Linked DNA regions of Homo sapiens: region 2 is linked to region 1. Evidence: chromatin contacts called from ENCODE Hi-C data. All regions are on one chromosome and are shown on one strand. Each heading gives the region's core, a stretch centred on a gene start or an enhancer-like site at or near the end of the contact. The rest is flanking DNA. Distances are from core to core; before and after follow the strand shown. Region 1 holds the start of CDKN3 (cyclin dependent kinase inhibitor 3). Region 2 holds the start of JKAMP (JNK1/MAPK8 associated membrane protein).

Region 1 (3,963 bases), core at 548-3,047:
TTTATGAATCACTAGACTAGAGAGATTGAGATAGACTTCGTATGCTGATCTAAGCAGTTGGAACTTAATCCTGCAGCATTTTGACATGGAAGACTTCTACACTCCTTGTTGAAATTTTAAGGAATCAAAAGAAAAAGAAAAACAAAAACAAAACAGAACAAAACCCATACCCTTTTCTCACTCCCTAGTTGAAACCAATTGAAAGATAAAGAAATGGAGTTTTATTATTGTATATCAAATGGAGTATGCAGCTTAAAGCTGTTGCCACGTGGGCTTGCCCCTTGTTCACCCCAGAATTAGACAAATGTATCCACCCAGTCACAGGTGGCCATGGACAGTCTGGGGCTCCTGTGTGCCAGAGAGTGGACCAGAAAGCACCTTCTGCAGGCAGGCAGGTAGATCCCAAGAAAGAAGGAAAGAAAAAGTTGAGATACTGGTGTTCAGTTCCTTCCAAACTCGGGGATCAGATAACTCAATGGGGACAGGTGGAGAAAGAGGCCAGGAGTGAAGGACAGCTGATGTCCCTCCACATGGCAACATAGGGATTAGCAATTGTAAGCACCTAATGCTCTTTCTAGCTCTGAAGCTATATTCTACAACGGTCTTGGTACTAGAAGATCACAGGACGGCTAATTTAGGCTACGGACTTTTTTTTCTTTCTTTCTTTTATCTTGAGATAGGGTTTTGCTCTGTCGCCCAGGCTGGAGGGCAGTGGCGTGATATCCGCTCACTGCAACCTCTGCCTCTTGGGTTCAAGCTATTTGCGTGGCTCAGCCTCCCGAGTAGCTGGGACTACAGGCGTGCACTACCACGCTCAGCTAATGTTTGTATTTTTAGTAGAGACGGGGTTTCACCGTGTTGGCTAGGCTTGTCTCCAACTCCTGGCCTCAAGTGATCCGCCCGCCTTGGCCTCCCAAAGTGTTGGGATTACAGGCGCGAGACACCACCCGGCCCTAGGCTATGGATTTCTGTTGCTTTGGCTCTATCTGAAGTATTATAATCAACTGCACCCAAAGGAAAGGCTTCCAGTAGGTTGTCAAGCCGGGCAGTAGGAAATATGGGTTAGGTGGGGGATCTTCAGCTCCTTGCCTGCATCTGTTTTTTCTTTAAAGCAACTTTGATGATTCATATTTCAAATTTGTGTGGCCCATTCACCAGGTTTATTAATCCTAACAGAGCTGGACGTTTCTGCTTCCCCAGGCCCTGTGATTCTGAACGTCACGGGAAAAGAGCAGCATTGCCAGGTGGCCCTGGGGCATGGTGACAGCGGTGGTGTCGCCCACAAGCCGCGGCGTGGCATTCGTACTCAAGGTTTCCCCAGGCCCTGTGGGCGCAGGTAGCGCCCGGCCACCCTTCGGGGCTGGGGTATCGCGCCCACTCATCGCTGACACTCAAGCTCTTCGGCTCGGTTTCCTCGGTACAACGAGGCTCGGCCCTCTTTGGCTGGGCGGCTGGGAGGCTTATGAGACCCCGCAGGGGACAGGTGACAGCCCACAGCAGGTGCACAGCGAATGTCCGTCTTTCCTTCGTCGGCCACCGACCCTGCTCCTTCGTCTCTCGTGCCCGTGCTGGGCCCGTGCGAGTCACCTCCCCGACCCGCAGAACGGTTACGGCGCCAGTCGCACTGCTACCAGGCTAGGGCTGCCCTCCGGCCCAGGATCGGGTCCCCGGGACCGCTTGCGTCCCTGCCGCCTCGCTCCTCCAAACCCCAGCACGTCCGACTCACCGGCTTCATCGCTGGCCGCCCCACGTCGAGACCAGTGCCGCCTCCCTCTGCAGCGCCGGCGACTCACCGGTGCCCCGGCCGAGCCCGCGCCCCGCAGCTTAGCTCACTGGTTCGTCCTTCTGTGAGGTGGGCGCGGCGTCTTCCAGCAACCAATCAGATCCGCTTCTGGTTTCTTACTCCGCCTTTGGGTGGCCGAAGACTCGGCCTCTAATCGCTGACTGGTTCCTAGAAGACCTTTGAAAGACGCGCGGGAGGCGGGCCCTGTGGGACGTTGATTGGCTGGGAGGGCGCCCTCCTCCCGCCAGTTGGGAGAGTGCAGGGGGCGGAGGCGGGGCGGAAGAGTCAGAAGGCGGCCCTAGCGCTTGGGGGACGCTGGAAAGCTTTGCTTCTTGATGGCAGGATGTCAGCGTGGTCCATACGGTTGGGAGGTGATTTTTTTTTTTTTCTTGAGACGGAGTTCGCTCTTGTTGCCCAGGCTGGAGTGCAATGGCGCGATCTCGGCTCACCGCCACCTCCGCCTCCCGGATTCAAGCGAGTCTCCGCCTCACCCTCCCGAGTAGCTGGGATTACAAGGATGTGCCACCAAGCCTGACTAATTTTTGTATTTTTTGTAGAGACGGGGTTTCTCCATGTTGGTCAGGCTGGTCTCGAACCCGGGTTGGGAGTTTTTGTGTTTGTGACGGAAGTCTTACTATGTTGCCCAGGCTGGCCTCGAACTCCTGTCCTCAAGCAATCCTCCCGCCTTAGCCTCCCTTGTAGCGGCTACGGTAGGGAGTTTTTGTTTCTTTAAGTTGTATTTTTATTTTTTATTTTTTAAGGGCTCAGGGAAGCACTGTATTGGATCGTCACATGAAAAACATCACATAGACTTTGTAATTATATCTAGACATACAAATACTAGGGAAAAAACTAAAAATTTAGAGTATAAACATATTTTATATGCTTGAAGTTTTAGTTTATCGTTCCAGAAACTAGACAAGTTACAGTGTAGATCAATATTCCTGTCCCCCAAATATGAATTAAATTATATTGTGTGAAAGGGAAATTATAAAATGCCAGGTAAGATAGGTCTAAGGGCCAGTGTGTCTACATAATTAGCTGTAATCTTTTAAAAATGTGAGTATTTCTCCGCCTTCTCCAGTCCCCATTTAACTAGCCATGGGAAAGGAAGTCGCCTGGAGCAGATCTGAGAAAAATATGCAGAAATTTCAACCCCTGATTCATGTTGTGAAAGCCAATGGGTATAGAGCTATTAGAAGGAATTCCTTAGTAAAGAAGGTACCACAGTTTGATTTAGAGACTGTATTAGCTAGTCATGGTTGCCCAGAGATAAAGAATGAATAGGATGTGTATATATGGATATAGAAACAGATTTATTTTAAGGAATTGGCTCCTGTGCTTGTGGAAGCTTGGAGAGTCCAAAATCTGATGGGGGGAGGCCAGTGCGCTGGAGACTCAGGAAAGGCTGTACTTCGAGTCCAAAAGCTGTTGTAGAACAAAGAAGAGCCAATATTGCATGTAAAGTCTGAAGGCTGTCTACTGGCAGAATTACCCCTTGCACAGGGCAGGGTCAGCCTTTTGTTGTATTCAGCTCGTCAACTGATTGGATGAGGCCCATCCATATTATGGATGGCAGTCTGCTTTACTCAACGTTTCCCAATTTAATGCAAATCTCATCCAAAAACACTTTCACAGAAACATCCAGAATAATGTTTGTCCAAATAACTGGGCACCATGGCCCAGTCAAGCTGATGCACAAAATTAACCATCCTAGACACCCACAGAGATTTTCCATACTCGGGAAATCCTTTTAGATCTGTGCTGTTCAATATGGTGACCATATTGGCTGATTATCTCAGGCCAAATTAGAAAACAAAATCAAATCAAAGGCCAAATTAGAAAACAAAATTTTTGTGTGAACTCAAGGGCTACTTGGGAAATACTGCTCTCTTTTAATATAGATCTGCTTCCTCAGATGAAGGCCTTAGTAGGGTTAAGGAACAGACCACACCCACCACGTATTTATAGCTATTGTTTTGATATGTAGGTTTCCATTTCATATTAGAAACGGCCATGGTACTGTGTACAAGAGAATGTAGGTGGGTATGCATGTCTAGACGTAGAATCCCGCCTTTGGTCAAATAATGAACCCGTATTTAGGTGCACCTATCGACAGGTGACAACGTGCTAGCAGCCCTCACTCGCTCTCAGTGCCTCCTCGGCCTTGGCGTCCACTC
Region 2 (3,963 bases), core at 785-3,284, 5.1 Mb before region 1:
CACTGTGACACTGCAGACAGTTATCCTGGAACCTTGCTGTTAATACCGTGCCTTATGATTAAGGTCCTCAACCAGCAGAGCAGGATCTATCTCCAGGACTCAAAGCCTAACCCGGTATGATTAGAGGATACTTCTGAGTTTAACTGATTATAAAGTTCAAATATACATATATTTTTAAATTAGAGCACCAGTAGAGGGTCACCACCTTGTATTTTGCCCAGTCAGGACATTAAGCACCCACATGTAGACACACAATTATCATTATCACCTATGTTCATAACAGAACACATTTTCACATGGGAAAAGCAGAGAGAACATAATTTCATAACAGAGGTATGCAAATTACCTTTATAAAAAGTTTCCTACATTGTCCTAGCTTTTATCATTTTTGTGGAGGATAAGTGAAAATTTCATCAAGGCTGTCACTGGGCCAATATTTTAGAAACCACTGCATTAAAATTAAGCCCCTGATCTAAAGGCTTAGGGGAAAAGCAGCTATTCCTTACTTAAAAAAACCCCAACAACTAAGAACCTAATACGTTGTCTTTGACCTTATTCACAAGAAATTATGGAAGTTTTCTTCATCAGTGACATCTGATTCCCTTCATTCATTCATTGATTAAAACAAACAAACAGGCTCGGTGAGGTGGCTCACGCCTGTAATCCCAGCACTTTGGGAGGTCGAGGTGGGCAGATCATGAGGTCAGGAGTTCCAGACCAGCCTGGCCAAAATGGTGAAACCCCGTCTCTACTAAAAATACAAAAATTAGCCTGACGTGGTGGCGCGCGCCTGTAGTCCCAGCTACTGGGGAGGCTGAGGCAGGAGAATCGCTTGAACCCAGGAGGCAGAGGTTGCAGTGAGCCGAGATCGCGCCACTGCACTCCAGCCTGGGCTACAGAAGGAGACTCCGTCTCAAAACAAACTGCGGTCTACATGTGAATTAATTTGAAAAATTATGCATCTTTTGACTATTCTTGAACAATCATTTCCCAAATTATTCACGAATTCACAATCTAGACTGCCTGGTCTACAGTGCCTTCTCTCCTTTCACATTCAAGCAGACTTTTTACTTCCTTCTCCTTATGCTGCTGAGAGAAAAAGAGAAACAGCATTGAATAATATTCCTCCAGTTTAATATTTTCGCTTTTAACAAATTTCGGACTTAGCTTTTTAAACCCACTGGCCTCTTTAATGGGCGCTTATTTTTTTTGTAACCAATTGTAATCACAATGTTCTAAATTAATACATGAAAATGAATATTTCAGGTTTTTCAAGAATGCAGAAGGTAAGGAATTGGAAACTTCTGTATGGGCTTTACATCTAGTAGATGCTTAATAAATACACGTGAATATCAATAATCTAAAGTTTCTCAAAATCCAAGGCCTGAAAACCAGTATGATAAACTGAACTGAAATAAACAGCCTATCACTTACTAAGCAAAACCCAGGCTCCAAGCGACTGTTGAATTTCTCCTTTCATTTCCTTTAGCGAACGATGGCTAAAGTTTTAAGATTCCATTTTTTTGCAGCGGTCCTGCCCTTTGTGACGGGCGCTATAAATCTACGTTTGAGGTTGAAGCAGTAGACAAATTATGCAGCAACTTGCTTCTGCTTTACTGTTTTTTCTGCACTATCACCCGCGTTTTCAATTCCGAAGTCAACCCTCAAGCAAGTGTTCCCTCGACATTAAACTAAGGGACTGAAGAGACATTTCGGACCAAACAACAAAGACCTGGCATTTCGCCGCAGACAGCGCGCCTCCCCTAGTAGCCCGTTGCGGACAGACCACCCCAACCCCGCAGGAGTGCGGAGCCCGGCCCGAGGGCGGGCGGGGTCAAGGGGCGAGCCTGCGCCGCCAACCGAAGGCCGCCTACAAAGAGCCGAGCCCGAGGCCAGCCGTGTAGGAAAGTAGTCGGGACTACCAGAAACGCTTCCCGGGATCTTGGCGACCACTCACCCATGGGCCGCCTGAAGGTTTTTTTCGAGAAGCACTAGATCAGCGGATCTGGCAGCTGCACCGAACATCCGGGCCACAGCGAGCTCGGCGGCTCCGCCTCCCGGTAACCCGGGCGACAGCTCCGAAGTTCCTCCCTCGCTTCCGGGTTTAGGCTCCGAGACCCCGCCCCCCGGACGTGGCTGGTTAGCGTCCCGCCCTCCTCCCGCGGAGTCAGTGGGTGAGGGTCGGGCTTGAAGCCATAGCTGCGGGACCGTACTCGTCTCCCCCGACGCAGACCATGGAGAGCGCGCTGGCGGTGCCCCGGCTGCCCCCGCATGATCCAGGGACGCCGGTGCTGTCGGTGGTGGACATGCACACGGGCGGCGAGCCCTTGCGTATCGTGCTGGCGGGGTGTCCGGAGGTGTCTGGGCCCACCCTGCTGGCCAAGCGGCGCTACATGCGCCAGCACCTTGACCACGTGCGGCGACGGCTCATGTTCGAGCCCCGAGGGCACCGGGACATGTACGGGGCGGTCCTAGTCCCGAGCGAGCTGCCGGACGCGCATCTGGGCGTCCTGTTCCTGCACAACGAGGGCTACAGCTCCATGTGCGGCCACGCAGTGCTGGCGCTGGGCCGCTTCGCTTTGGACTTCGGGCTTGTGCCGGCGCCCCCTGCGGGCACCCGCGAGGCCCGCGTCAATATCCACTGCCCCTGCGGGCTGGTGACCGCCTTCGTGGCATGCGAGGACGGCCGCAGCCACGGACCGGTGCGCTTCCACAGCGTCCCGGCCTTCGTGCTGGCCACAGGTAATGGGCGGGACCTTTCCAGCCCAGGGCAGAGCTGCAACCGGGACGCGACTAACTACATTAACGGTTTTTCTGGGCTGGAACTCTGGCAACTAACCTACTCCGCGAAACCTTGCAATTAATAGAAAGGTAAATCACTGCCAACGTGTGTCAGCAGCCTTGCGTATTTGGTGCGTGTAATTTCGATTTTCCCTGACTCCCATCCGCCTGTGGTTTTGGGAGACCCTTGAGGAGCGAGGAATTGCGTGTTACCCTGACTCAGCGCCTCCCTCTGCACTGGTGAGGCATTCCTAGAGATTTCACCGGTGGATAAAGCAAGGTACGGTGGGGTCAAGGAAAGAGCGAAGAACAGCCAATGTACCAGGGTTCCAGGCTGGCTGAGAATATGCTTGGTAGACACAGAATCACACTTAATAAGTTACTAAACCTGGTCTCCTTTCCTCACCTCCCCCACTTCTTTGAAGAATTAAATGAGAATGAATGAACAAAGCAGTTTATAAATCATTAAGATACGAATGTTGCTTTTCTTTAAGAACAGGAACACACATTGCCTGGTTTCAAATCCTGATAACCCCCTAAAGCTGTGCAACCTTAGGCAAATTACTTAATCTCTCTGTGCCTGTGTTTCTTCTTTTCCCTCATAGAGTTTTTTTGTTAGGATTAAATGAGAGTATGCAAGATACTGTATTCCTGGAGATAGATTGCAAGGTTTATATGATCGCTAAAGTTCCCTAGGCCTATTGAGCCATTAAAAGGTTTTGCTGGATTCTCTAGTACAGATCCTTGTACAGCTTATCATGTAAAGCAGGGCATCTCTATAACCATAACCCTTACAGGAGGGATGACCTGGCAAGCTGGCATCTGGTTTCTCATCAGACTACTACCTCCCAGGAGCTGAATTCTATCAGTAAGAATGCTTTAGTCATTGTGACTGGAAGTGAGCCAGGAGCCAGTTTACCAGGAATAGAGTTATCCTTTTCTTAAAAATCTTCAAGCCATGCAAATCATCTGTTAGAAAGTTGGACCTTGATTCCCCCTGAAGAACTAGGTTTCAGATTAGCCTGATTATGAATGATAACTGATAGAACAGGCACTTTTAGAGCAACCTTAGGCAGCTGAAATCCACGAGTTAACGAAGAATGCCTCTGGAGAAATTGATGCCATTTTCCCAGAGAATGGTGTCACTTCCAGACTGGGAGGCCACTTGAGGGAGACAGAATT

The links. A loop is a pair of places that touch in the nucleus more often than their neighbours do. Pooled maps may share reads with other maps.
Region 2: a loop to region 1 is called in a map of B cell, with 20 times the contacts of the local background. The contact joins the promoter of JKAMP here to the promoter of CDKN3 in region 1. A Hi-C loop is called at or near these places in 2 of 168 maps with a recorded cell type or tissue (B cell and sciatic nerve) and 6 of 50 pooled maps.

Annotation. Positions count from the first base shown.
Region 1 is chr14:54,394,841-54,398,803 of GRCh38, reverse strand. CDKN3 (cyclin dependent kinase inhibitor 3) reads right to left here and starts at 1,797. Exons shown (of 8, transcript NM_005192.4): 1 at 1,727-1,797. The coding sequence starts at 1,735.
Region 2 is chr14:59,482,588-59,486,550 of GRCh38, reverse strand. It overlaps JKAMP (JNK1/MAPK8 associated membrane protein), which reads right to left and starts at 2,034. Exons shown (of 7, transcript NM_016475.5): 1 at 1,958-2,034. The coding sequence starts at 1,961. It overlaps L3HYPDH (trans-L-3-hydroxyproline dehydratase), which reads left to right and starts at 2,143. Exons shown (of 5, transcript NM_144581.2): 1 at 2,143-2,742. The coding sequence starts at 2,235. RefSeq lists an enhancer at 1,789-2,068.